Linked DNA regions of Mus musculus: region 1 is linked to region 2. Evidence: chromatin loops called from intact Hi-C (ENCODE). Cell type or tissue: left cerebral cortex. All regions are shown on one strand. Links, peaks and the distances in the headings refer to the core of each region. The heading gives the core; the rest is flanking DNA.

Region 1 (15,649 bases), core at 5,023-13,022, 730 kb after region 2:
GGCACATGCATAATGGAGTGACGTCCTGCAAATGGAAAGGACATTTAGGGACATTCCCAAATGCTAAATAAGAGCCCCATCTCCTTTAAGCACCACATACTATGAAGCTAATTTTCTTCTGATATAAGAAAATAACTGGAATTGCCTTATTTATTTATGACTACTCAAATGTTCATTTACTGTGCTAGGGATATAGTGCATGGCTATCCCCACATAAGGCAGGTGTTCTCTCACGACCTTCATCCCTGTACAAAGAATCATAGAAAAGTTCCCAGTAAGTTCATCTCAGCATGAATTCAAATCCTACTCTAATATCTGGTACTCACTAGTGACTACCTGGGATTTCTATGAGCTCCATGACTCCATTTCCAGATCCAAAGAATGGAGATTAAGCATAGCTGTTATCTTACCCGGGGATGCTGGGAGGCTTCAGGTTGGATGGGCAAGAGCTCTGCTAGAACATTACAAGCATTTACAGCTCCTGAGAGTTCAGCATTTGCTCATCATGATAATGATTTCTCTTCCTTGTTATAACAAGCACAACATTTCAGTGAATGTAAAACAGGATTCTATCAACAGTACACATATAAAACTTTTCTATTCAAAGAAGTTTACATTTCTTTAAAAATAACTCTCTTCACCATTCAAGTCTTGAACATGATAATCCTCCTAACTCATCCTAAATAGTGGCCAGTGACACTGGGATCACATTCCTTTTTCATTCACATTTTAGCCTCCCTAAGATTGGAATGTCATTTATCATTTCTATTATTTTATAACTATAATTGCCAATATTTTTAAATGTTTCTCTACAAAATAAAGGGTTATCATGAAACCCTTTGTGCCTTACATTGAACAAAATATGGCACAATTCACAGGTAAATGGCAATGATCTCTCATATCTATGTAAATTCTAAACAACAAACAAAACTCTAAACACTCAGTTATCAATTCTTTGATTTTTTTTTGTTTGTTTCCACATTCCATTTTTTTATGCCCATGAGTAGTGTTTCCATACCTGGTAGCAGGGGGAGCACAACCTAGTCCTTAAGTAATAGATACAGTATCCATGGTAATCCAGGCACTAGATGGTAGCAAAGGAGGACCTCATGCTTTGCCATAAAATGGTCAATGTGCTCCTGGACTCACACCAAAATTGGGTCAATATCCCTACAAGGTGATAACCTATGCCATCCTAGCTCCCATGCTTGATATTCAAAAGGCTATAAGCACAATGAAACTAGGGTTCCAATGAGCATGCTTCAGTTCATTTAACATTTAAATTTATAGAATGTAAAGAAGCTTGACTGGGCAGAGAAACATAATGGTATAAGACTGGAAAGATCTGGAGAAAGAGCAGAATGTGTATTCTACACAGTAGATATCTAAGTTATGTGTGGGGAATGAATGGGCTGACAGAATAAAAAACTACAGTTAGACAATTCAGTGTCTTTAAAGAAGACATTCTATAAGCAAAAGAATATCTTGAAACTATTATTTATAATTTATTCATCTATTATTTATATGAAGCTCCAACCTAAAGCCTCTTAGAACTACAAAATGTTCAAGAAGCATGTGGACTACAGGAAATCTTCAGTTGTGTCATTGATTCCCCTTCATAACCTAGTACGACCTAAAAATAGGAAATAAGAATGAGGGGCTGGGATGGTTGGTAAAACTCAATTGGTAAAACACTTGCCCTGGAAACCTGAATGCAGATGTGGGGACATGGGGATCCCCAAACCTTACTTGCCTGCAAGTCTGAGAATCAGTGTGCTCCAAGAGAGTAAATCAAACATACCATGGGATTAGGGTGAGTGAACGTCTCTAAAACTGGGGGACTATTGGGTGGAACCCACCAGGGGCTCTGATGGTCAGAGTTCAGTCCCCAGAACCCACAATGTGCCAGGAAAGAACTGTAAAGTGGCAAGTCCTCTGACCACCACACACTTAGTTCTGCATGTGTGGGGCACAGAAAAGTGAGAGGAAGACAATGTCAGTCCCTTCACATGTGTATCAATGCACAAACAACATGTATATAAGACGAGTACCAGGGATGGTCGTGGCGGGGGACAGGGTCATTGTTCCAGTTCAGAATGTCTTTGTTTGATCCATTAGCATAAATGGGTCATATTGATCTAAGATTTTGTAGTGATTTTTTCCATTTAGGTTGAAGATTTATCTTGTGATAAATTTTCCAGTGTTGTATATTAATATTAATGGCCTATATATTAAGACAAATCTAGACAGGTGGCTTGGCCGTTAAGAGATCTAGATATGTTTTCTAGAGCACTCAGTTTTGATTGCTAGCACCCACATGGCAGCTCACAACTATGTATAGCTCCAATTCCAGGGGACCATGAACCTGATTCTATCACATGCTGCATAAAAATGCACATAGGCAAAACACCTGTGTGTGTGTGTGTGTGTGTGTGTGTGTGTGTGTGTGTGTGTGTGTGTGTGTCTGTGTCTGTGTGTGTATGTTTATGTTTATGTGTGTGATGCTGTGGGTGAGTGTCTTGAAAATTTTAGTGTAACATAAAAATAAAGTGATGTAGTTTGATTAAGGTCTAGGAGCTGGTGTTCCAGGGTATGCAGGTCTCATATGCCTAAGAGCATTAAACACGTAGACAATGCAGGGGACCCCAGAGAAAATGAACCTAAGCATGCCATCTCTCCTCCATTAGGATGTGGCCCTGGAAGTTGATTTTTCTCCCTGTTTGTCTCTGAGTATACCTGACAGGTCCCACCCGCCTCTGTCCACCCCCCTCACCAATTTCAAGCGGCATTACCTGTTCCTTCTATCAGATTCATCCACATGATGTTGACTGGAGTGGATTAATCTTTCCACTGTATCCAGGTCACCCATACTAGCTGCTCGTTGTAATGGACCTATAGGATCATAGCCAATCCAGTGGAGACGAAATTTCTTTTTTTTTTGAGGACGCATGCATCTAAGGCCCAGACATGAATGCCACAGGCGGGTGTACCAGCGTCCCCTTCTGCGAATATTTACTGTCTGGGTGTCATCATTGAGGACTTCCTCCATTATTGGAGCCTAGGGCCGCCCACGAACCCTCTTCCCTCTCTTCCCTTCCCTTTAGCTGATCACTGCCTCCAAAATTCTATAATTAAAGAAAGAAACAAAACAATAACAAAAAAAAGGCAAGTCTTGCAAGTAAAAAGCAGGAGAGCACAGCCAGTTCACTGTGAAGTGAACTGTACTTCAGCAGGTAGCAGCAGTACAGCTCTGCTAGCATAACCACAGTGACATGCTCTGAGCACACAATGGTGCTATGCTTATGCTCTATGCATGGCTGCCTCAGACTGTGGTGGCAGGAGCCCACCCTCCTGGGTGCCTGGGCAAAGCACTGTCAGTTTTGACTCTGCACTAGATCTTCGTGCATGGCCTTCAAAGGGAATACTGAGGGGAGTTAGGTGATGGTTCATATCCTTTGCAACCCTGCAGCCCTGCCAATATGTGGACCTAACTGGCCTGATGGGGCAAAAATGATCATCCTGTGTTGCCAAACCCAGACCCAACACCACAAATATGTTATGTGGCCTCTTTTAAGGATGTTAGTGTTCAAGGATCTGAAATGAGATCTACAATCTAAATAACCACACAGGATTACTATCTTGTAAGAAACCAGTGGGAGAATGCTATCTCCCAAGGAAGAGGAAGTAGTGTATAGTGTTATAAAGAGAGAAAGAAAAGCTAGAACAGGAGGGTTTAATAGGCAATTGGGAGAGAAAGGTAGAGGCATGGGGTACACCCTTCCACTGCCCTCACCTCTTTCAGGCTCTGTTACCTGCCCCTCCTATTCATCAACATGATATTGACTGGAGTTGAGTCTCTCCATTGTATCCAGGTCACCCTTGTTGGCTGCCCAGGGATTCCTACCTGATAATGTAGAGGGTCAGTTTCCTTCGGTTATGTAAGCACCCACAGCCCTGGCATGCAGGCCTAGGTAAAGTAGGAAATAAGGGGAGGGACCACAAACACTAAAGGCCCTTTGAAAAGCTATATGGAAATTGGCTACTCTAGCAGCCTCCTATACATTTATCCGTATGGGATTTATCCGTATGGGATTTATCCATATGGGATTTATCCGCAAGGGATCCTTATGGAGCCAAAAACTGACAGAGGAGACAAGGCTCCAACTACACATCCTGTGCCACCAAGTTACACCTCCAGTAAGAGGAATGGGTTGCAACCTGTTGAGTCATTAACCAAAGGGTCCTACATAAAGCCTCAACTATCAGCACAGGCTAGTGCCAAGACTGTTGGATGGTCTACACAATGTGATGGTTAGGACTGATTTCTGAAGGTCACCTTTCTGTCATCACAGTGCAATAGGTTGAGCTGGGTCTAACTAGACTCTTCACCCTACTAACCAGAGTTCATAAGATTGGAAGGAAACCTGTTGCTACTGGAGGACAAAGGAAATCCTCAATATCTGTCAGCTACAAATCCTGCAACCTACAATAACACCTACAAGGCAGCTCACAACCATCTTCAAAGCCAATTATAGGCTATCCAAATCCTCTTGCATTGTCACAGGCCCAGACATGCACACAGTGAACACACATACATGTAGGCAAGATATACATACACATGAAATAAACATAATTTATCTTTCAATAATAATGGGTTTACAGGTATGTAATACACTTATGTACTAAGTTCATTCTTTGAAAGTATACAATCTAGTAGTGCTTTCTTAGTATGTCATTAAAATTATGCACCCATCACTCTGTTTTAAAAACATTTTTATCTTTGAGAAGAAACCCTAGCAATGTATTGAATCATTCCTGCATCCCTGGATGAAGTCTACTTGATCATGATGGGTGATGTTTTTAATGTGCTGCTGGATTTGTTTTGCAAGTCTTTTCTTGAGTATTTTTGCATCAATGTTTATAAAAGGAATTGGTCTGAAGTTCTCTTTCATTGTTCAGTGCTTCTTGGTTTAGGTATCAGGGTGACTGTTGCTTATACCATGAGTTTGGCAGTGTTCCTTCTGTTTCTATTTTGTGGACTAGTTTGAGGAGTATTAGCTCTTCTTGGAAGTTCTGGTAGAATTCTGCACTAAAACCATCTGGTCCTGGGCTTTTCAGTTATGAGACTTTTTTTTCTTTTAAAGTATAGAATGGAGCTTATTTAGGTCATGGGGAGGGGAGTTAAGAGGGTAGCAGAATCAGAGAAAGGCAGACAGAAGGAGAAAGTAGAGACATAGAGGCTGGTCATGGTCACATGGAGAGAGAGGAGAAGGGAGAGAGGGGGGCACAAGGAGCAAGAGAGAGGCAAGAGAGCAAGAGGTTAAGAGCTGGTTGTGAGAATGTTACTGCTTTTTCTTCTTCAGGGAGTATAAGACGGTTTAAATAGTTTACCTGATTTTGATTTAACTTTGGTAAGTGGTATGTGTCTAGAAGAAAAAAGCCCATTTCATTAAGACTTTCCAACTTTGTGGATACAGGTTTTTCAATAAAACCTATTAATTCATTGAATTTTCTGATATTCTATTGTTATGTCTCCTTTATCACCTCTGATTTTGTTTATTTGGATACTGTCTCTATGCCTTTTAGTTTGGCTAAGGGTTTGTCTATCTTGTTGATTTTCTCAAAGAACCAGCTCTTGATTTTGTTGATCCTTGGTGTTGTTTTCTTTGTGTCTAATTGATTGAGTTCAGTCCTGATTTGGATTGTTTCCTGCTGTCTACTCCTTTTGTGTGTGTTTGCCTCTTTTACTAGAGCTTTCAGACGTACTTTTAAATTTCTGGAATGTGGGCTTTCTAATCTCTTTATGGAGGCCATTGGTGCTATGAACTTTCCTCTTAGCAGCACTTTTATTGTGCCCCTTAAATTTCAGGTATATTGTGCTTTCATTTTCATTGAATTGTAGAAAGTCTTTAATTTCTTTATTTCTTCCTTGACCCAGAGATCATTGAGTAGAGAGTTGTTCAGTTCCCACGAGTGTGTAGGCTTTCTGGTTTTTCTGTTGTTATTGAAGTCCAGCTTTAACCTACTGTGTTCTGATAGGATGCAAGGGGTCATTTCAATTTTCTTGTAGCTGATGAGGCTTTCTTTGTGACCAACTATATGGTCAATTTTGGAGAAATTTCCAGAAGGTGATGAGAAAAAGTTACAAGCTCTTGATTTGGGGTGAAATATTCTACACATATTACATAGGTCCATTTGATTGATAACATCTGTTAGTTGCTTGTAGATGACTGAGGCTGGGGACGTTTCCAGTGGATGGTTGACAGGACTTGGGCACTTCTTATGGATGACTGCCAGGCTGTGGGCTTTTCCTATGAATAATTAACAGGCTGTTGGGGGTTGTTGCACAGATTTTGATAAGTTGTGTGTGTCCTGTGGATGATTGACAGGCTTTGGGTCTTGCATAGGAATGACCTATAGATGCAATTCTACAGATCTCTTGAATCTATATAAATTTTTGATAACAAATGAAAATCTAAACCCTATGTCATCAATACTTTGATTTTTTTCATTCCCATATTTCTTTTGTTTTATGCCCATGAGTAGTGTTTCCATACCTCACTACCAGCAGGAGCACAACACACTCCTAAGGTAATAGATAAAGTGTCCATGGTAATCCAGGTGCTAAATGTTAGCAAAGCAGGACCTCATGCTTTGCCATAAAATCATCAGTGTGCCCCTGGACTCATACAAAAATTGGGTAAATATCTCTACAAAGTGGTAACCTATACTATCCAACTCCCATGCTTGATATTCAAAAGGCTTTAAGCAAAATGAAACTAGGGTTCCAAAGAGTATGGCTCGTTCCATTTAATAATTTAAATTTATAGAGTGTATGAAACTTGACTGAGAAGAGGAACATAAAGATATAAGAATAGGAAGATCTGGGGAGATAGTAAAATCTATATTCTACACTATAGCTATCTAAATTATGTGTGGGAAAGAAATGGACTGATAGAACGAAAAACTACAGTTGGACAATTCAGTGTTTTTAAAGAAAACATTCAATGAGCAAAAGAATATCTTGAAACTATAATTTATAATTTATTCTTGTATTATCTATATGAAGCTCCAACTTAAAGAATAATTAGCCCCTTAGAACTACAAAATGATCAAGAAGCAAGGGGACTACAGAAAATCTACAGTTGTGTGATTGGTTCCCCTTCATAACCTAGTGCAGAATAAGAATAGGAAATAAGAATAAAGGGCAGGGGTGGTTGGTAAAACTCAATTGGTAAAATACTTGCCCTGAAAACCTGAGTGAAGATGTGGGGATAAGGGGATCCCCAAAGCTTACTTGCCTGCAAGTCTGAGAGTCAGTGTGCTTCAAGAGAGTAAATCAAACACACCAGGGATTTGGGTGAGTGAACATGTCTTTAAAACTGAGGGACCACTGGGTGGAACACACAGGGAGGCTTGATGGCCTGAGTTCTGTCCCCAGAACCCATAATGTGGCAGAAGAGAACTGTCAAGCAGCAAGTCCTCTGACCACCACACACTAGGCTCCGCATGTGTGGGACACGGGAAAATGAGAGGATGACAGTGTCAGTCTCTGTCCTTCACAGGTGTATCAATGCATACACCACATGTGCACAAGGTGAGTATGGGGGAGCAGGGTCACGGTGACAGTTCAAAATGTCTTTGTTTGGTCCATTAGCCAACACAGGAGATATTGAACTAATAATTCTTGGTGATGTCTTTGCATTAAAGTTGACAATAGATCTTATGATAAATTTTTCCGTATTATATATAACATAGTATAATTAACATGAATATTATGGAGAGATGGCTTAGCAGTTAAGAGCTCTAGTTTTGTTTGTAGTGCACTCAGTTTTGAGTGCTAGCACCACATGGCAGCTCACAACTGTCCATAACTCCTGTTCCAGGGCATTTCTCACTCAATTCTAGCATACAGTGCATAGAAAACAAACAGCAGCAAAATACTCCTCTATATAAAGCTACAAAAGTTAAGCATATACAATGAAGTAAAATGTATGTAGTTTCTTTAACTAAGTCATGTTAAAATATCCAATACAGTTCTTCAAAAGAGACAATGGGAAAGTATTTATAAACTAACTGAATTTTTTGTTTTGTTTTCCTTATAGAAGGCCTGGGAGCTGATGTCTTAAAGTACGTATGTCTAGGTGCCCAGGACCCTAAAGCAGGTAAATGATCCAGTGAGGCTCAGTAAAAAAGAGCCTAAGTATAACCTCTCCCCTCTCAGAATGCATTCCATAAAGTACAGTGTGCCCATGCTACACTCAACAGACCCAAGAAGGCTGGATAGGAAGAAGGGCACAAGAAAGGATGTTTGATTCTATTGAATGGTCATGGGATGCAGATGGAGGGAGAGAACTGCATGAGAAAGGAGATAGGGATGGAGAGGTGGGTTCATTGTCTGGTGTGGGGAGGAGGGGGGTCCATGATAATGAATGGAAATCTGCAACTGACAGGGATGGTAAGGAGGGGGCAACTTTAGGAAGAGACGGAGACATAGGATAGGGGATTCACACAAGTATCACTGTGGGTGTGCTTAGCTGTGACTCAGCATTGGCGATATGGAGCCTGGGGAGGCTTCCTCTTCTGGCTAGGCAGGAACCCCAGTGGAGCAATAGTGACATTAACCCACCCACAAAACTTTTAACCCAAAACTTTTCCTGTCTAAAGAAATGCAGGAATAGGGGATGGAGTAGAGACTAAGGGAATGGCCAACCAAAACCCCACCAAACTTGAGACCCATCCCATGGGCAAGCAACAGTCCCTGACACTATTAATGATACCCTGTTATGCTCATAGACACATACTGGTACATACTTTCCTATGAGAGAATCCACCCAGCAATGACTTAAATAGATGTAGACACCCACAGCTAAACATTAGATGGAACTTGGAGACTCTTGTGGAAAAATAAGAAGGGTGGCAGTGCCTAAGGGGATAGGAACTTCACACGAAGAACAACAGAATCAACTAATGTGGGACCATGAAAGGCAGCCTAGTTTCTGATTGAGCTAGGTTAAAAACCCCAGAGACACAGCAGATAACTCTGCAAGGAACAGTAGGTGCTTTGCCACGCTCCTAGACAACAGGATCCTAGACACCTAGGAGGCCTCTCCTCAAGACCATTTTAATGAGGTTCCTAAAGGCCTGAAGAGCATAGCCAATTAAGCTCTCCTTCCCAGACACTACTCACTGCAAAAGGTATGTAACCTCAGGCCTGCCCTGAGAAAGAGAGTATAGTTTCACTCATCACAACAGTCCTCCATGACAATAAATGCTTTAAAACCATGGACTGTTAAAGATCTTTTCCCAATCTGTTGGTTGCCTTTTTATCTTACTGACAGTGTCCTTTGCCTTATAGAAGTTTTGCAATTTTATGAAGTCCCATTTGTCAATTCTTGATCTTACAGCACAAGCCATTGGTGTTCTGGCCATGAATATTCCCCCTGTGCCCATATCTTCGAGGCTCTTCCCCACTTTCTCCTCTATAAGTTTCAGTGTCTCTGGTTTTATGTGGAGTTCCTTGATCCAGTTAGACTTGAGCTTTGTAGAAGGAGATAAGAATGGATCAATTCACATTCTTCTACATGCTAACTGCCAGTTGAGCCAGCACCATTTGTTGAAAATGCTGTCTTTTTTCACTGGATGGTTTTAGCTCCTTTGTCAAAGATCAAGTGACCATAGGTGTGTGGGTTCATTTCTGGGTCTTCAGTTCTACTCCATTGGTCTGTCTGTTGATGTACCAGTACCATGCAGTTTTTATCACAATCGCTCTGTAGTAGGACTTAAGGTAGGAGATGGTGATTCCACCAGAGGTTCTTTTATTGTTTAGAATAGTTTTTGCTACCCTAGGTAGTTATTCCAGATGAATTTGCAAATTGCCCTTTCAAACTCTGTGAAGCGTTGAGTTGGAATTTTGATGGGGACTGCATTGAATCTGTAGATTGCTTTCGGCAAGATAGCCATTTTTACTATATTAATCCTTCCAATCCATGAGCATGGGAAATCTTTCCATCTTCTGAGATCTTCTTTGATTTCATTCTTCAGAGATTTGAAGTTCTTATACAGAGCTTTCATTTCCTTAGTTAGAGTCACAGCAGGGTATTTTATATTATTTGTGAGTATAGTAAAGGGTGTTGTTTCCCTAATTTCCTTCTTAGCCTGTTTATCCTTTGTATAGAGAAAGGCCACTGAGTTCTTTGAGTTAATATTGTTTTCAGATACTTCACTGAAATTGTTTATCAGGTTTAGGAGTTCTCTGGTGGAATTTTGGGGTGTCACTTATAAATACTATCATATCATCTACAAATAGTGATATTTTGACTTCTTCCTTTCCAATTTGTATTAGTGGATATTAGCTCAGAACCTCAGAATATCCAAAATACAATTTGCAAAACACATGAAGCTCAAGAAGAAGGAAGACCAAAGTGTGGATACTTTGATAATATATCCACTCCAGTAGTGTCTCGCTTGACAGGCCAAAAACCTGGAAGCAGTCCTGAGGCAAAGAGTTTCAAGGAAACTCAGCCTCCTGGAACCTTGGCATTCCCATAGCTAGAATGCCCCAGATTTGTCCCTGCAATATCGTGGAGGGTCTTGTATGTTTTCTTACAGTATTTTACTTTATAAGAGTTAGAAATCTCAGGGCAAGCTTAACAAAGTATACTTAGAATCTTCACTACAACCAGGTATAGCAGGCTACATTGCATATTAGATGCAAGTTGGTGAATTCTTCTGACAAATGGAGATTCCCTACAGATACTTAAAAGTACAGTCAAGTTACTTTCATATGCAAGAATTTACCAAGGCCTAGGGAATATGGGGGTTTGTGGTATTGCTTTATTCATGAGAAGGTCTACTATAGCAGAACCCCCTGGTGCTAGCTTTCACAAGGCTCAAAGGAGTAGCACAAATTGTGACTAGGGTGTGAAATCCTTACCTGTCATTAGCTGACCCTAGGCAGGGCTGTTTTATCTTTTCTATAAATATTACCTATATTATATATGTTCCCTTTGTGACATTACACTCAGATTCTACACACTCTCTCTTGTTGCTTCTGTTTGTCATTCATTGATTCCTTTGCATACTTGCCACCAGAGACCCAGTTCACATAGCCAGGAGACCCAAAGAAGGGATAGTCTGCTGCAATTTGGTCCTTCTTAGCTGGGGGAACAAAATACCCATGGAAGGAGTTACAGAGACAACGTTCAGAGCAGAGACTGAAGGAAGGACCATCCAGAGACTACCCTATATAGGGATCCATCTCATGAACAACCACCAAACACAGACCCTATTGCAGATGACAAGAGTTTGCTGATAGGAGCCTAACATAGGTGTTTCCTAGGAGGCTCTGCCAGTGCCTGACAAATACAGAAGTGAATGCTCATAGTCATTCATTGGATGGAACACAGGGTCCCCAATGAAGGAGCTAGAGAAAGTACCCAAGGAGCTAAAGGGGTCTGTAGCTATACTGGAAGAACAACAATATGAACTAACCAGTACCCCCAGAGCTCCCTGGGACTAAACCACCAATTAAAAAAAAACCCACATGGTGGGACTTGTGTCTCTAGCTGCATATGTAGAAGAGGATGCCCTAGTCACTCATCAATGGGAGGAGAGTCCCTTGGTCTTGGGAAGATTCTATGACCCAGTACAGGGGAATGCCAGGGTCAGGAAGTGGCAGTGGGTGGGTTGGGGAGCAGGGGGAGGGGATGATAGGGGATTTTCAGAGAGGAAACTAGGAAAGGGGAAAGCATTTGAAATGTAAATAAATAAAATATCTAATAAAAAATGGACTGCTTCTTCTCATCAGAATTCTCCATGGTGAACAACATAACAGGTCTTCCTCTAAAGAGCCAAGTCTAATCTCCTGCAGAAGGCCTCTCTGTGCTCCCAGCCACAGTTTCCATCAAGCCATGCTTCCTGCCAGGCAAGCCAAAGACTCTCCTCCCAGAGGGAGACCCAGCTGGAGCTCTCCTCCTCCCCCTTTTCCCTTTGGCTCTGGGTAAGATCCAGCCCTCAGGCCCCCACTCCAGTCTCAGCTCTTCTGAGGCATCCAGTGGCATCTGGAATGTCCAAGAGCCTGAGAACCTGTTGTCCTCGACTCTGCAGGCCAGAAACTCTGAGCCAACTGGCAGGTCTACAGGAAGTTCAGGCTGTGCTCCCCTAATCTTGGAGAAGGGTCCTAGGGCTTCTTGCAACCTGACGCCCTCCTGGCACCAGCATGCATTGCACACAGTCAAAACTGCTCACATCCCACCTCACCCAGGGGCCCAAGCCCTGAGCCAGATGTAGGCCACCCTTTATCCCACAAGCTAACATGAACCCTTTGGGCTCTCAGAGACTGAACCATCAACCAAAGAACATACACAGTTTGGCTCTAAGTTTACATGCACATAAGTAGCTTATGTGCAGCTTGGACTTCAGTCAAAAAAAAAAAAAAACCAACAACAAAAAAAAAAAAAACCTGGAGCAGGGGCTATCTCAAAGGTTGTCACCTGAATGCGGGATATGCTGTTCTAGCTGGACTGCCTTGACTGGACTCAGTAGGAGCGGAAGCACCTAGCCTCACAGAGATTTCATATTCCAGGGTTGAGAGATGACCAGGGGGCCTCCACCCACTCAAGAGGACAATGGGAGGGTAAGAAGGGGCAAGGATTGTGGGAGAGACTGACTGGGAGGGAGCAGTGAGCAGGATGGGAAATAAACAAGTGAAAAATAAAAACAAATAAAAAAACATTTTTCCAGAAAACATCACATGGCACAACTAAGACTCCAATAAAACAATAATTTTTGACTTCAGTCTTCTATCAGATAAAACATTTTACTGTAAAATTTATATATATACATATATGTAATAAACTTCTTCCTTACACTCTGTGTCTGGATATGTCAGTGTGTGTTGGAGTGTTCAGCTCCAGCGGCATCTAGAAGAAAAGCAAGAATTATCAATAGTATCATCAGCCACATCATTGGTGGCACTGTCAGGAGCAGCAGCAGCAGCAGCATCAGTGTCATTATCATCAGGATCAATGTAATGAGAAACAGTGAGAAGGTGGAGGCTTGTTTTGTTAATTTTATTCTCAGATGTCGCTTCCTTTGGAATGTTTGTTTCCAGGCTGATAGAATCCTCACAAGTCAGAGTTCAGAAGAGCAGAGATAAATAGACACCAATGTTTAACAGGAAGATTTCTCTGCTTAGCCATTCAAAAAACACAAGGTATTCCCTGGGACTGAAAAAAATTTCCTCATTCCAGAATGGGAGACAACCAAGTACCAATCAACTTTACATGGTCAGTTGTGTTGGTCTAAACTGGCTTTGTTACACTATGTGAAGTATTTTCATTAAGTTGGGAAAAGGAAACAATTTTTTCTGGTTCTAGGTAATGCTTAAATAGCATTGAAATGTATTAATCATGACTATTAGTACCAAAGAGATCTACTTTTCTATCTAAAATAAAAGTTCATCTATTTTAAGTAAGTACTGTTGTCTAACTTACCGGGTTTATCTTTTCTGTTGGAGGAAGGTCCTTGGCCATTTTCTTCAAACCACACTTGTTGAATTCGATTTCTAATCCACGTCATCATTGATAACAGGAATGTAAGAAATCACATCAAGGGCATTACCGGCAGCAGTAGCATATCTGGTGCCCAAAAAAACCCAGGTTCCTGGACAGTGGACCCACTATAACCAGTGTGATCGGCTGACTCTAAAGCGTCATAAAAATTCTCAGCTAGATCTTCATCTAGGTCAGGAAAAGGACTGGGTTCCTCACCTGAAGAAAGAATAGCATACTTGTCTTATGCTCCAAGCAGTGTCAGAACATTCAGGTCAGTTCTTTCAATGGAATCTAGGGAACAGCAAGTGCAGGTACCAGGAGTAGGCTCTGGGTCACAATGGGGTGTGGCCCTTGCATGCTCCATGTAAAAATCTGAATCAGTTATGAATCCAACCCAATGTCACTACCTGTTTCTGAGTCATGTTTTTCATCAGATTCAGAACTGTCAGAAGGACATGGGGAATGAATTTTCTCAATATCAGAAGGAGCAGGACTGTCAGGAGCACATTGTGAAGGACTTGGTTCTATTTCAGCAGGAATCCTGGTGTCAGCAGCACAGGTGGAATGAGTTGGCTCAACATCAGCAGGAGCACCCCTGCCAGGAGCAAGTTGTGAAGGAGTTGGTTCTATGTCAGCAGGAGCCCTGCAGTCAGCAGCACTTGTGGATTGAGTTGGCTCAATGTCACCAGGAGCCTCAAGCACATGAATTCTATGCTTCCTAGGAAAGGGACAGAAAATAGGTGGTTTATTTCCTCGCACCTATAAGGAAAATTGGCAATGTTACTTTTGATTTAAAGTTTCACTGATTTTATTCATTTTATCACCTGTCTGCTAATGTCAGAATCTTGATTTATATTCCCCAAAATGTTTCTGTATTCAGACCTACTTCATCACTAAGGACACTATCTGATATTCAACAACCTCTGCTTCCTTTCTGCATGATGAGTAAAAGGCCCAGAGTATCTAGAAATCTTTAATGGGGACCTGCTTAGTGTTATGCTTTTATCTTCTGCTCTTTGCTACCTCACATCATCATTCTCTGCAAAATGGAAAGATATAAAAAGAAAGGACAAAATGTGTCTTCTCCTGTCTTTATGACCTGAATTTGGAATTCCAGCCAGATGAGGTGAATAGGGCAGTGAGGTGCTTTGAGAACAAAAGGAACCTCTCTCTTCTGCACTACACTAACCCTTCCCCAATGAATGATCTTCTACAGTTGTCCATTAGATACCTGGGATATCAGAACAGTGGAGCTGAATTGTGAAGTGCATGAATAAAGTACGTCACTACCTACAGCAGAGGGGAATTGCTGAGTTCCACGTATGGATTCTATATATGCCTTCCAAAATCTCACCTATTTACTCTATGTTAAAGTAACTTTTATGCACTAGGTGTAATTGTAATCTTTGATGCTTACTACCTCCATCTGAATGATAACCTAGGCCTAGTCCTGGAAGCTTCTAGCCTCTGTGAAACTTAGCATAGGCCTAGAATATTGTCAGCCTCTCATACTTACTGCTGAATGAGCACACCGTTATTTCAGGTTCTTTTTCATCTCTGGCTGACTGGTTCAACTCAGGTGTTCTAGCTCAAAGCTGCTCCCCATGCTAACTGATTCAGCCTGGATTCTCTCTTGGCCGTTGATGTTTTGTTCTACTTGACCTCAAACTAACTAGAAATTTTTTTCTAATCTTCTGACTCCTTCATATTCTCTGGTTCATTCTGCCTTCACCCGTGTCTTGCTGGTTCTCTCTTCAATGAATCTCTCTAAAACTCTCTGGGTAAAAATGCCTCCTCTCTCTGTTTCTCTCTGCACTACCTCTCAAGTAGCTTCCCTTTCCTTTCTTCTTGAGAGAGTTGGACACATCCTATTTAATCAAAACTTTCTCTGATTCATCAACTTCTCTGTCATGCAATTAGACATCACTTTCAAACAAGGTGATTTATTCTACAAACTAACTTTACCTTGATTGTTTAGGATTAAGGGTGTTTACTAAGGAAGTGTCTGTATTCTTGCTAGAGAGATTAAAGTTCTGTGCAAAGGCTGAGTCACACAATAACTAGACAAGAATTTATTGAGTAAACAACACAAT
Region 2 (15,649 bases), core at 4,913-12,912:
CTTAAAGTCAACCTTATGAAGATGATTCATTTACTCCATTTACATTGGAGTAAATGAATGCATTCCTTAAAGAAAGCCAAGAAAAATCAAATAGGTGAAAAAAATGAATAAACCTGTTCAAGACCTGAAAATGATGCACCTAACCCTCAAGAGACTGGAAGCTCCAGGGAGTTTAGAGGTCAGGTGGGGTGGAGAGAGGGGTGTAGGGAGGAGGTATGGAATGTGGAACAGTTGGAGTGTGGATGGAGGGGAATAAAATATGGAGTGTAAAAATGAATAAATTAATGATTTAAAAAAGAAAATAGAAGCAATAGAGAAAATGCAAACAGAGAATTCTGGAGATGGAAAATTTAGGTTAGTAAGTAGGAAGTACAGATTCAAGCATCATCAAAAGAACAAACAGAAGAAAGAATCTCAGGTATAGACGATATGATAGAAGAAATTGATGTATCAGTCAAAGAAAATGTTATATCTAAAAATTTCCTGACACACCATTAAGGAAATCTGGAAAACTATGAAAAAACCAAACCTAAGAATAATAGGAATAGAAAAAGGAGAAGATTCTCAGCTCAAATGCCCAGAAAATACTTTCAACAAAATCATAGAAGAAAACTTCCCTAACCTAAAGAAAGTGATGACTATAAAAGCACAAGATTATAAAACATCAAAGAGAAAGCACCAGAAAAGAAAGTCCCCTTTCTGCATAATATTAAAAATGGTAAATATACAGAACAAAGAAAGAATAGTCAAAGCTGCAAGGGGAAAGGGCCAAGTAACATATAAATGGAGACCTATTTGAATTATACCTGACTTCTTTATTATTATTATTATTGGGTATTTATTACATTTACATTTCCAATGCTATCCCAAAAGTCCCCTACACCCTCCCACACCCAATCCCCCACCCACCCACTCCCCCACCCACCCACTCCCACCTCTTGGCCCTGGCGTTCCCCTGTACTGAGGCATATAAAGTCTGCATGACCAATGGGCTTCTCTTTCCATTGATGGCCAACCAGGCCATCTTCTGATACATATGCAGCTAGAGACACGAGCTCTGGGGGGGAGGGAGTACTGGTTAGTTCATAGTGTTGTTCCACCTATAGGGTTGCAGATCCCCCCAGCTCCCTGGGTACTTCCTCCAGCTCCTCCATTGGGGGCCCTGTGATCCATCCAATAGCTGACTGAAAGCATCCACTTCTGTGTTTGTAGGCCCGGCATAGTCTCACATGAGACAGCTATATTAGGGTCTTTTCAGCAAAATCTTGCTAGTGTATGCAATGGTGTCAGCATTTGGAGGCTGATTATGGGATGGATCTCCGGGTATGGCAGCCTCTAGATGGTCCATCCTTTCGTCTCAGCTCCAAACTCTGTCTCTATAGCTCCTTCCATGGGTGCCTTGCTCCCAATTCCAAGAAGGGGCAAAGTATCCACACCTTGGTCTTCGTTCTTCCCGAGCTTCATGTGTTTTGCAAATTGTACCTTATATCTTGGGTATTCTAAGTTTCTGGGCTAATATCCACTTATCAGTGAGTACATATCATGTGAGTTCTTTTGTGATTGAGTTTCCTCACTCAGGATGATGCCCTCCAGGTCCATCCATTTGCCTAGGAATTTCATAAATTTATTCTTTTTAATAGCTGAGTAGTACTCCATTGTGTAAATGTACCACATTTTCTGTATCCATTCCTCTGTTGAGGGGCATCTGGGTTCTTTTCAGCTTCTGGCTATTATAAGTAAGGCTGTTATGAACATAGTGGAGCATGTGTCCTTCTTACCGGTTGGAACATCTTCTGGATATATGCCCAGGAGAGGTATTGCGGGATCCCCCGGTAGTTTTTTTTTTTTTTTGTTTTTTTGTTTTTTTGTTTTTTTGTTTTTTGTTTTTTTTTTTTTTTGTTTTTTTGTTTTTCGAGACAGGGTTTCTCTGTGTAGCCCTGGCTGTCCTGGAACTCACTCTGTAGACCAGGCTGGTCTCAAACTCAGAGATCCGCCTGCCTCTGCCTCCCAAGTGCTGGGATTAAAGGCGTGCGCCACCATGCCCAGCTAAAGATTTATTTATTTTTATTATATGTAAGTATACTGTAGCTGTCTCCAGACACTCCAGAAGAGGGAGTCAGATCTCATTATGGATGGTTGTGAGCCACCATGTGGTTGCTGGGATTTGAACTTCGGACCTTTGGAAGAGCAGTCGAGTGCTCTTACCCACTGAGCCATCTCACCAGCCCCCACCCCCCCCCCCGGTAGTTTTTTGAGGAACTGCCAGACTGATTTCCAGAGTTATACCTGACTTCATAACAGAAAGACTATAACAACAAGAAGGACCTGAAAATATATCTGTCAGACTACAGATGACATTCCAAACTACTATGCCCAGCAAAACATTCAATCAGTATAGATACAGAAAACAAGATATTGCATGATAAAATAAAAAAATCCAGCCCTACAGATGATACTAAAAGGAAAGGTATAATCCAAGGAAACTTGAGTTACACCTATGAAAACACAGGAGATAAATATTCTCACACTAGAAAAACCAACAGAAGGAAAACACACACACACACACATTTCTAACATCACCAACTCTCTCCCCCCCCCCTGCTGCCGAAATCACCATCACTACCACCACCAACAAAATAACAGGCATTAGACATTCCCTCAGAGTAAAGGATTGGAAAAAGATTTTCCAAGCAAGTGGACCTAAAAACCAAGTTAATCTAGCCATTTTAATATGTAACAGAATAGACTCAAACCAAAATTAATCAATAGAGACAGAAGGACACTTTATGCTTATCAAAGGAAAGATCCGCAAAAATGTTATTTAAATTTTAATACTTATGCCTCAAATGCAAGGGCACCCACGTTTGTAAAGAAAATTATACTTTAGCTTAAATCACACATCAACTCTCACACATTGAGAGTGGAAGACTGCAGTACCCTGCCCTTACTAAAGGACAGGTTAGCCAGACAAAAACTAAACAGAGAAACACTGGCGCTAATAAACATCTTGTACCAAACGTACCTAACACATCCACTGAACATTTTATCTAAACAGAAAAGAATGCACTTTCTTCTCAGCACCTCATGGAACTTTCTCCAAAATTCACCATGTACTTGGTGACAAAACCAGTCTGAATAGATACAAGAAAACTGAAATAATGCCCTATATCCTATCAAACAACCACAGGTTAAAGCTGGAATTCAACAATAACTGAAACAAGAGAAAGCATACAAACATGGAAACTGAACTGCTCTACTGAATGACTTCTGGGTCAAGGGAGAAAGAAAGAGTTTAAGGACTTCCTAGAATTCAATGAAAATGACTGCACAACTTACCTAAACTCATTTGATACAATGAAAGTTGTGCTAAGCAGAAAGTTTATAGCAGTAAGTGCCTTCATAAAGAAGTTTGAAAAAGACAGAATATTAAAAGCAGTAAGGGAAAAAGGTCAAGTAACATACAAAGGCAGAGCTATTAGAATTACACTTGACATCTCACCAGAGACTATGAAAGCTAGAAAATCCTGGACAGATGTCATACAGACCCTAAGAGAACACAAATGCCAGCCCAGGCTACTATACCCAGCCAAACTCCCAATTACCATAGATGGAGAAACCAAGATATTCCATGACAAAACCAAATTTTCACAATATCTTTCCATAAATCCTCCACTACAAAGGATAATAGATGGAAAACACCAACACAAGAAGGGAAACACTACACCCTAGAAAAAACAAAAAATTAATATTTCAACAAACTTTGAGTTTAGACGATAGCTACAAAAACATAATTCCACATCTAACAACAAAAATAGCAGGAAGCAACAATCACTTTTCCTTAATACCTCTTGACATCAATGGACTCAATTCCCCCAAAAAGGCATATACTAACAGACTGGATATGTAAACAGGACCCAGCATTTTGCTGCATGCAGGAAATGCACCTCAGTGCAAAGACAGACACTACCTCAGAGCAAAAGGTTGGAAAACAATTTTCCAAGCAAATGGTCCCAAGAAACAAGCTGGACTAGTGATTCTAATATTGAATAAAATCAAATTTCAACCAAAAGTTTTCAAAAAAGATAAGGAAAGGCACTTCCTACTGGTCAAAGGTAAAATCTACCAAGAAGAACTCTCAATTTTCAACACCAATGCTCCAAATGCAAGGGCACCTAAATTCATAAAAGAACCTTTACTAAAGCTCAAAACACACACCACACCCCACACAATAATAGTGAGAGACTTCAACACCCCACTCTCGGCAATGGACAGATCATGGAAACACAAATTAAACAGACACAGTGAAACTAAAAGAACTCAGGAACTAAATGGATCTAACAGATATTTATAGAACATTGTACACTAAAGCAAAAGAACATACCTTCTTCACAGTACCTCATGGTACCTTCTCCAAAACTGACCATATAATTGATCACAAAACAGGCCTCAACAGACACAAGAAGATTGAAATAATCCCATGCACCCTATCAGACCACCATGGACTAAGACTGGTCTTAAATAACAACAACAACAACAACAACAACAACAGCAACAACAAAAAACAGAAAGCACACCTACACATGGAAGCTGAACAACATTCTACTCAATAATAACTTGGTTAAGGAAGAAATAAAGAAAGAAAATAAATACTTTTTAGAATTTAATGAAAAGGAAGACACACCATACCAAAATTATGGGACACAATGAATGCAATGGTAAGAGGAAAACTCATAGTTCTAAGTGCCTCCAAAAAGAAACTGAAGAGAGCTTACACCAGCAGCTTGACAGCACACCTGAAAGCTCTAGAACAAAAAGAAGCAAATACACCCAAGAGGAGCACATCGCAGGAATGAACCTAACTCAGGGCTGAATCAACCAAATAGAAAAAAAAAAAAAAAAAAAAGAGCTATACAAAGAATCAACAAAACCTGGAGCTGGTTCTTTGAGAAAATCAACAAGACAGATAAACCCTTAGCCAGACTAACAAGAAGGCACAGAGACAGTATCCAAATTAATAATATCAGAAATGAAAAGGGAGATATAACAATGAAATATATCTTAAAACGATTGTTTTGTTTGTTGTTGAATATTAACAGTTGAAAATATTAAAATCATGTTCTACAAAAAAAAAGAAATGGAAGCTGAATATGAAAATTATATCAGGAAGGTGTACAGTGACCTAACTAAAGTTTTATTAAGCACTGTCTGAATCTGCCAGTAGATATTGGACTAGAAAAAAAGATAATGCCACTGGAAAAAAGAAGAAAGAAAGAAAAAAAGAAAAGAAAAGGAATATAGAGAGGAGCATCTAGCACAAGAGCATGAAGTGACCCACAGTGTACCAGGACCAGCAAGGGGAACCAGAGAAGGGCACCTGACTCCAAGATTTTTTGCCAGTTCCCTCTTCTCCCCTACCTGCCCATCCGGGGGAGAGCACACAGCTGCCAGTGGATGAGAAAAACCCCAGCTCTCTCACTATACTGAACTTACCATAGGTAGAGGTAGAGAGAATGGATCAAGCCACCTGTGAACGCTCAGGCCAGTCCAGGTCAATGAGCATGAAATGGAGTCCCTTGTAGTGTCTTGCTGTGTCCCGAGAAGGTCTTGGGGCAGTCCCATCTATGTGAGTGAGCCAGGTCTGGGTGCCAACATCCAGAGAAGTAAGCTCAGGTCATGGCCCCAAAACAAGTACCTTGGTCTGAGCCAACAGAATGTCAGGCTTCTTTCCTATAGAATAATAAATCCATGTTCGGAAGACTCTCCAAGCCAGGGAACATCTCTATATCAGAGGAAGAACTGTGGAGTTCAACAGTGCCTGCTCCACAGTCAGCTGTGGCCCCTTACATAGGCTCCTGGTGCAGCCAGCATGTCTGGCCTCCTGAAGGCACTGAGTTATTTATGGACTAGGAATCCAGACCAGAGACACCAAGTAGCCGAAAATTGACCCTCCTGCCTTATCACCCCCTCCTATTTATCTGAGAAGAGGTCAGAAACTGACATTGTATATTCATCCCTGGCCCCCAGAACCTGTCACTACACCTTTACTTACCAACAGACCCTGTCACCAGACACAGCTGCCTCACTGCCAAAGACAGTTTAATGGATGCAGATAGTGATGAACTTCACAGAGGCTGGTGTTCCGAGGGTGCGGGCAGCCACCTGTGCTATTGTAGTGGGGAGTGCCCTCCTCCTTGTAACCTGTACAGAGACATCATGCACTGCTCTGGCATGACTATGGTTTCTGAGCAGCTGCTGGACTTAATTAAATGGCCCTCCGTGGGTTTCTCTTGGAGATGATGACCCATGTAAAACCCCCATCCACCTGCAAAGCAGATCCCCTAGATGTGCCTGCTCCTGCCTGATCCTAGCCCTGCCTCTGTCTGGAACCCACCCAGACATGAACAGGCTTCTAATTGCATGGTGGCTTGCCAGGGCCTTCCCACATCATTAGGATTCATCAACATAATGCCTTGGCTCCAGCCACAGCTGCCCAGCCAATCATGGGCCACCTTGACCTCAGGAAGGAGGTGACTTGAGATGTGAGCTCCTGCTGAGACCTCCTTTGCATCACTGTCAATGAGGAGGGGCTCCAGAAGGACTTGCCACCAAAAGCATGCTGAAGCCTGCCATCAAATATTGATAAAGGGAGAGGGGAGAGGACTATGTAAATGAGTTATCAATGGCCAGGCCTGGCTCTCAGGCCCTGCAGTCAGGGAGGGGCCTACATGGTGGGCTTGCTGTTATTGTTGGTTTTTGGTGAAACTCCTTATTTGATTTATTGACTTGAATTAATTTTTATTGGTTATTTTCTTTATTTAAATTTCACATGTTATCCCCCTACCTGGTTCCTTCCCTGCAACCCCTCCCCCCCCTCGAAGCCAACCATTGGATTGAACCAAGGTCCCTAACAGAGGAGTTAGAGAAAGGACTGAAGGCTGTTTCTTTAAAACAGGGGCACTCAGGTTATTTTTACTCTGAAACAATTTGTGGAGCATGTTTGTTAGATTAGGCTCATGAGGCAAACACCACACAGGCATTCAAGGTCAGAGCCACTAGCTTGCCACATGGGTGACCTGCCTTCCCAGGAGGAGAGGGTGAGGCCTGAACCACATGCTCCTAAGGCAGCCCAGGCTGGGCCTATAGACTGCAAGCCCTAGAGGCAATGAGGAATGGGGATGGGAAGCAGGTATGTGAGACAAGAAACTTCTGGAAGATTTCTTACCTTTTGAGCTTAGTGAGACCTTTGAGAATGTTCTGAGCTTTCAGCAGCATTGTGTTGTGTTACTTAGGGCTCTTACACTGTCTCCTTTTATCCTACATGCGCCTGTGCCCACCCTGTTAGGAGACAGTTTCCTGAGTCCAGTCATCTCAGAAACTCCTTGGAATACCTTGCTGACAGGGTCAAAACTGAGTTTATGTTCCTAGGCTCCACAACCTAACTCCTTCCTGTTCTGCTCCTTCAAGTGTTCCAGGTTTGTCTGATGGCCAGTGGAGGATGTAAAAAGGGAAGACAGCTGTTATCCCTTTATGTAAACTAAGGCACACAAGTCATAAGTGTGCTGCCTGTCTTGACTTAATTAATGTGTGTGACTTGCCCACTCCTTTGTTCCCTTAGCATTCTAAACTTCTGGGCCAGAGTCCAGAAAGGGACCTGACTGCAAAAGCTAAATCAAGGACCCTGAACCAGGTGACCCAGATAAGGCCCAGAATGTCACCAATGTTAATTTCCTTCCTTAAGCCCTTATGTCAAAATTGGTCAATACAACAACCCCCCCCCCTTGCTTTTTGTTTCCATTCTATAAAAAGGTTGTACAGTCTCCATTCAGGGACACAGTTCAGATCATGAAATGGCTACCTTCCTTAGCACTCAGAAAATAAAGCTTTCATTTTTAAGCTTCAAAAAAAAAATAGGCACTATCAATCACAGGTCATTAATATCTCTCAATATAAATGGACTTAATTCCCTAATTAAACACACACACACACACACAAGCAAATAGAATGGATGTGAAAACAAGACACACCATTGTAGTGCATACAAGAAACGCATGCCAGCAATAAAGATAGTCATTACCCCAGAGTACAGGGCTGAACCAAAATTTTTCAAGCAAGCAGACCTAAGTATCAAGCTGAGTCAAACCAAGATGAAAACCTTCTAATATCTAATATTATAGACTTTCAACCAAAGGTAATCAAAAAAGACAGGGAAGGATGCTTCATACTTATCAAAAGAAAATTCTACTAATATGATATCTCAATTCTAAACATCTATGTCTCAAACACAAGGACAACCACGTTTGTAAGAGAACACAGTTAAAGCTTAAAGCATACACCAAACCCCACAGATTATTAATGGGAGACTTCAACACTTCTCTTTCACCAATCTACAGGTCATCCAGACAAAAACTAAACGGAGAAATAATAAAACTAACAGATGTTATTGATCAAATGGACCTATGTAATATGTGTAGAATATTTCACCCCAAATCAAGAGCATGTAACTTTTTCTCATCACCTTCTGGAACTTTCTCCAAAATTGACCATATCGTTGGTCACAAAGAAAGCCTCTTCAGATACAAGAAAATTGAAATGACCCCTTGCATCCTATCAGAACACAGTAGGTTAAAGCTGGACTTCAATAACAACAGAAAAACCAGAAAGCCTACACACTCATCGGAACTGAACAACTCTCTACTCAATGATCTCTGGGTCAAGGAAGAAATAAAGAAATTAAAGACTTTCTACAATTCAATGAAAATGAAAGCACAACATACCTGAAATTTAAGGGACACACTAAAAGTGCTGCTAAGAGGAAAGTTCATAGCACCAATGGCCTCCATAAAGAGATTAGAAAGCCTGCATTCCAGAAATTTAAAAGTACGTCTGAAAGCTCTAGTAAAAGAGGCAAACACACACAAAAGGAGTAGACAGCAGGAAACAATCCAAATCAGGACTGAACTCAATCAATTAGACACAGAGAAAACAACACCAAGGATCAACAAAATCAAGAGCTGGTTCTTTGAGAAAATCAACAAGATAGACAAACCCTTAGCCAAACTAAAAGGCATAGAGACAGTATCCAAATAAACAAAATCAGAGGTGATAAAGGAGACATAACAATAGAATATCAGAAAATTCAATGAATTAATAGGTTTTATTGAAAAACCTGTATCCACAAAGTTGGAAAGTCTTAATGAAATGGGCTTTTTTCTTCTAGACACATACCACTTACCAAAGTTAAATCAAAATCAGGTAAACTATTTAAACAGCCCTATACTCCCTGAAGAAGTAGAATCAGTAAAAGTCTCACAACCAGCTCTTAACTTCTTGCTCTCTTGCCTCTCTCTTGCTCCTTGTGCCCCCCTCCCTTCCCCTCTCTCTCCATGTGACCATGGCCAGCCTCTATGTCTCTACTTTCTCCTTCTGCCTGCCTTTCTCTGACTCTGCTACCCTCTTAACTCCCCTCCCCATGACCTACATAAGCTCCATTCTATACTTTAAGAGAAAAGAAAAAAAAAGTCTCATAACTGAAAAGCCCAGGACCAGATGGTTTTAGTGCAGAATTCTACCAGAACTTCAAAGAAGAACTAATACTTCTCACACTAGTCCATAAAATAGAAACAGAAGGAACACTGCCAAACTCATGGTATAAGCAACAGTCACCCTGATACCTAAACCAAGAAGCCCTGAACAATGAAAGAGAACTTCAGACCAATTCCTTTTATAAACATTGATGCAAAAATACTCAAGAAAAGACTTGCAAAACAAAAGCAGAAGCACATTAAAAACATCACCCATCATGATCAAGTAGACTTCATCCAGGGATGCAGGAATGATTCAATACATTGCTAGGGTTTCTTCTCAAAGATAAAAATGTTTTTAAAACAGAGTGATGGGTGCATAATTTTAATGACATACTAAGAAAGCACTACTAGATTGTATACTTTCAAAGAATGAACTTAGTACATAAGTGTATTACATACCTGTAAACCCATTATTATTGAAAGATAAATTATGTTTATTTCATGTGTATGTATATCTTGCCTACATGTATGTGTGTTCACTGTGTGCATGTCTGGGCCTGTGACAATGCAAGAGGATTTGGATAGCCTATAATTGGCTTTGAAGATGGTTGTGAGCTGCCTTGTAGGTGTTATTGTAGGTTGCAGGGTTTGTAGCTGACAGATATTGAGGATTTCCTTTGTCCTCCAGTAGCAACAGGTTTCCTTCCAATCTTATGAACTCTGGTTAGTAGGGTGGAGAGTTTAGTTAAACCCAGCTCAACCTATTGCACTATGATGACAGAAAGGTTACCTTCAGAAATCAGTCCTAAACATCAGATTGTGTAGACCATCCAACAGTCTTGGCACTAGCCTGTGCTGATAGTTGAGGCTTTATGTAGGACCCTTTGGTTAATGACTCAACAGGTTGCAACCCATTCCTCTTACTGGAGGTGTAACTTGGTGGCACAGGATGTGTAGTTGGAGCCTTGTCTCCTCTGTCAGTTTTTGGCTCCATAAGGATCCCTTGCATAAATGTATAGAAGGCTGCTAGAGTAGCCGATTTCCATATAGCTTTTCAAAGGGCCTTTAGTGTTTGTGGTCCCTCCCCTTATTTCCTACTTTACCTAGGCCTGCATGCCAGGGCTGTGGGTGCTTACATAACCGAAGGAAACGGACCCTCTACATTATCAGGTAGGAATCCCTGGGCAGCCAACATGGGTGACCTGGATACAATGGAGAGACTCAACTCCAGTCAATATCATGTTGATGAATAGGAGGGGCAGGTAACGGAGCCTGAAAGAGGTGAGGGCAGTGGAAGGGTGTACCCCATGCCTCTACCTTTCTCTCCCAATTGCCTATTAAACCCTCCTGTTCTAGCTTTTCTTTCTCTCTTTATAACACTATACACTACTTCCTCTTCCTTGGGAGATAGCATTCTCCCACTGGTTTCTTACAAGATAGTAATCCTGTGTGGTTATTTAGATTGTAGATCTCATTTCAGATCCTTGAACACTAACATCCTTAAAAGAGGCCACATAACATATTTGTGGTGTTGGGTCTGGGTTTGGCAACACAGGATGATCATTTTTGCCCCATCAGGCCAGTTAGGTCCACATATTGGCAGGGCTGCAGGGTTGCAAAGGATCTGAACCATCACCTAACTCCCCTCAGTATTCCCTTTGAAAGCCATGCACGAAGATCTAGTGCAGAGTCAAAACTGACAGTGCTTTGCCCAGGAGGGTGGGCTCCTGCCACCACAGTCTGAGGCAGCCATGCATAGAGCATAAGCATAGCACCATTGTGTGCTCAGAGCATGTCACTGTGGTTATGCTAGCAGAGCTGTACTGCTGCTACGTGCTGAAGTACAGTTCACTTCACAGTGAACTGGCTGTGCTCTCCTGCTTTTTACTTGCAAGACTTGCCTTTTTTTGTTATTGTTTTCTTTCTTTCTTTAATTATAGAATTTTGGAGGCAGTGATCAGCTAAAGGGAAGGGAAGAGAGGGAAGAGGGTTCGTGGGCGGCCCTAGGCTCCAATAATGGAGGAAGTCCTCAATGATGACACCCAGACAGTAAATATTCGCAGAAGGGGACGCTGGTACACCCGCCTGTGGCATTCATGTCTGGGCCTTAGATGCATGCATCCTCAAAAAAAAAAGAAATTTCGTCTCCACTGGATTGGCTATGATCCTATAGGTCCATTACAACGAGCAGCTAGTATGGGTGACCTGGATACAGTGGAAAGATTAATCCACTCCAGTCAACATCATGTGGATGAATCTGATAGAAGAAACAGGTAATGCCGCTTGAAATTGGTGAGGGGGGTGGACAGAGGCGGGTGGGACCTGTCAGGTATACTCAGAGACAAACAGGGAGAAAAATCAACTTCCAGGGCCACATCCTAATGGAGGAGAGATGGCATGCTTAGGTTCATTTTCTCTGGGGTCCCCTGCATTGTCTACGTGTTTAATGCTCTTAGGCATATGAGACCTGCATACCCTGGAACACCAGCTCCTAGACCTTAATCAAACTACATCACTTTATTTTTATGTTACACTAAAATTTTCAAGACACTCACCCACAGCATCACACACATAAACATACACACACACACACACACACACACACACACACACACACACACACACACACACACACACACAGGTGTTTTGCCTATGTGCATTTTTATGCAGCATGTGATAGAATCAGGTTCATGGTCCCCTGGAATTGGAGCTATACATAGTTGTGAGCTGCCATGTGGGTGCTAGCAATCAAAACTGAGTGCTCTAGAAAACATATCTAGATCTCTTAACGGCCAAGCCACCTGTCTAGATTTGTCTTAATATATAGGCCATTAATATTAATATACAACACTGGAAAATTTATCACAAGATAAATCTTCAACCTAAATGGAAAAATCACTACAAAATCTTAGATCAATATGACCCATTTATGCTAATGGATCAAACAAAGACATTCTGAACTGGAACAATGACCCTGTCCCCCGCCACGACCATCCCTGGTACTCGTCTTATATACATGTTGTTTGTGCATTGATACACATGTGAAGGGACTGACATTGTCTTCCTCTCACTTTTCTGTGCCCCACACATGCAGAACTAAGTGTGTGGTGGTCAGAGGACTTGCCACTTTACAGTTCTTTCCTGGCACATTGTGGGTTCTGGGGACTGAACTCTGACCATCAGAGCCCCTGGTGGGTTCCACCCAATAGTCCCCCAGTTTTAGAGACGTTCACTCACCCTAATCCCATGGTATGTTTGATTTACTCTCTTGGAGCACACTGATTCTCAGACTTGCAGGCAAGTAAGGTTTGGGGATCGCCATGTCCCCACATCTGCATTCAGGTTTCCAGGGCAAGTGTTTTACCAATTGAGTTTTACCAACCATCCCAGCCCCTCATTCTTATTTCCTATTTTTAGGTCGTACTAGGTTATGAAGGGGAATCAATGACACAACTGAAGATTTCCTGTAGTCCACATGCTTCTTGAACATTTTGTAGTTCTAAGAGGCTTTAGGTTGGAGCTTCATATAAATAATAGATGAATAAATTATAAATAATAGTTTCAAGATATTCTTTTGCTTATAGAATGTCTTCTTTAAAGACACTGAATTGTCTAACTGTAGTTTTTCATTCTGTCAGCCCATTCATTCCCCACACATAACTTAGATATCTACTGTGTAGAATACACATTCTGCTCTTTCTCCAGATCTTTCCAGTCTTATACCATTATGTTTCTCTGCCCAGTCAAGCTTCTTTACATTCTATAAATTTAAATGTTAAATGAACTGAAGCATGCTCATTGGAACCCTAGTTTCATTGTGCTTATAGCCTTTTGAATATCAAGCATGGGAACTAGGATGGCATAGGTTATCACCTTGTAGAGATATTGACCCAATTTTGGTGTGAGTCCAGGAGCACATTGACCATTTTATGGCAAAGCATGAGGTCCTCCTTTGCTACCATCTAGTGCCTGGATTACCATGGATACTGTATCTATTACCTAACAACTAGGTTGTGCTCCCCCTGCTACCAGGTATGGAAACACTACTCATGGGCATAAAAAAATGGAATGTGGAAACAAACAAAAAAAAATCAAAGAATTGATAACTGAGTGTTTAGAGTTTTGTTTGTTGTTTAGAATTTACATAGATATGAGAGATCATTGCCATTTACCTGTAAATTGTGCCATATTTTGTTCAATGTAAGGCACAAAGGGTTTCATGATAACCCTTTATTTTGTAGAGAAACATTTAAAAATATTGGCAATTATAGTTATAAAATAATAGAAATGATAAATGACATTCCAATCTTAGGGAGGCTAAAATGTGAATGAAAAAGGAATGTGATCCCAGTGTCACTGGCCACTATTTAGGATGAGTTAGGAGGATTATCATGTTCAAGACTTGAATGGTGAAGAGAGTTATTTTTAAAGAAATGTAAACTTCTTTGAATAGAAAAGTTTTATATGTGTACTGTTGATAGAATCCTGTTTTACATTCACTGAAATGTTGTGCTTGTTATAACAAGGAAGAGAAATCATTATCATGATGAGCAAATGCTGAACTCTCAGGAGCTGTAAATGCTTGTAATGTTCTAGCAGAGTTCTTGCCCATCCAACCTGAAGCCTCCCAGCAGCCCCGGGTAAGATAACAGCTATACTTAATCTCCATTCTTTGGATCTGGAAATGGAGTCATGGAGCTCATAGAAATCCCAGGTAGTCACTAGTGAGTACCAGATATTAGAGTAGGATTTGAATTCATGCTGAGATGAACTTACTGGGAACTTTTCTATGATTCTTTGTACAGGGATGAAGGTCGTGAGAGAACACCTGCCTTATGTGGGGACAGCCATGCACTATATCCCTAGCACAGTAAATGAACATTTGAGTAGTCATAAATAAATAAGGCAATTCCAGTTATTTTCTTATATCAGAAGAAAATTAGCTTCATAGTATGTGGTGCTTAAAGGAGATGGGGCTCTTATTTAGCATTTGGGAATGTCCCTAAATGTCCTTTCCATTTGCAGGACGTCACTCCATTATGCATGTGCCCACAACCATCCAGACGTGGTGGCACTATTATTAGAAAATAATTCCAGCATTGATATCCTGGATGATGCAGGCTGTACACCCTTGATTAAGGTAGCTATTGGCCATCTGTTTTGATATGAACTGGACTAGAGGTTGTCCTTGTTTGGTTTCTGTTGCTGTGATAAAACACTGATCAAAAACAACTCAGGAAAGGAAATGGTTATTTGGCTTACATTTACACATCACAGATCATTCTCAAGGGGAACCAGGGCTGGAGCTCAAATCAGGAACTGGAGGGAAGAACTAAACTGGAGTTCACAGGAGAATACAGCTTTTCTATGGCTTTTTCCAAGGCTTGCTCAGCCTCTTTTTTTTTTTTTTTTTTTTTTTTTTTTTTTTTAATACAACTGAGGACTTTGTCCCAGGCATGTACCAACCCCTAAAATCTGGGCTTTTCTACTTTCATCTAAATTTAAAAAAAAAAAAAAAAAGTCCATATAGTTGCCCAGAGGCCAGTTTCATAGAGGCATTTCCTCCAGTGAGGATCTTTCCAGGTGTGTTAAGCTTGTGTCACATTGGCAAAAAGAAAAAAAAAGAAAGAAAAAGAAAAAAAAGAAAAAAATCCAAACCAAACAACTAATCTCTGCACTGCAACAACAAACCAGCACAGACCATAATTCTTAGAATATCTAGGTGTGTTGACAGAACCCTTAAATTCTACCACTGGGAAAGAGATGTGGTGGAGACATTATAAAGTTAGGCAAACCTGGGGGTTCTTAAAAGACCTTGTGTCTAAAGAGAGTGATAATATGCAGAAGTGAAACTCTATGTTTTATTTAAGGGAAACTATTCAGTGCAATGGTAGAAAACATCTCTCTTGACTTCCTTGAATTTAAGATGTATTTCTTTGTACAATTTTACAGGCCACCCAACGAGACAATGTGGATTGTGTTTCTGTATTGCTCACCCACAATGCGGATCCAAATCTGATAGATTTCAGTGGGAACACAGCCTTCCACCATGCTGCATCCAGGGGTAACATAAGTATTGTAAAAATGCTCCTTGAGCACAACGTAGACATTGAAGCCAAAACAGA

What was found. Peaks named below come from ENCODE experiments on the same cell type or tissue, not always from the same donor. Only the 100,000 strongest peaks of a DNase experiment are listed, where the experiment ranks them.
Region 1: it touches region 2 in a loop (4-fold over the local background); 27 of 42 quality-filtered maps call a loop at or near these places.

The regions. Positions count from the first base shown.
Region 1 is chr8:71,123,729-71,139,377 of GRCm38, reverse strand. It overlaps a transcript of Gm7827 not described here. Among named protein-coding and RNA genes, the nearest start is that of Gm7827, 8.8 kb to the left of the region's middle. In left cerebral cortex, for the core only: no CTCF peak of the experiment used is centred there; DNase peaks (open chromatin) are centred at 8,311 and 8,536.
Region 2 is chr8:71,853,173-71,868,821 of GRCm38, reverse strand. It overlaps Gm5373, which reads left to right. Exons shown (of 13, transcript XM_017313040.2): 2 at 14,550-14,664; 3 at 15,477-15,649. Among named protein-coding and RNA genes, the nearest start is that of Gm5373, 20 kb to the left of the region's middle. In left cerebral cortex, for the core only: no CTCF peak of the experiment used is centred there; no DNase peak of the experiment used is centred there.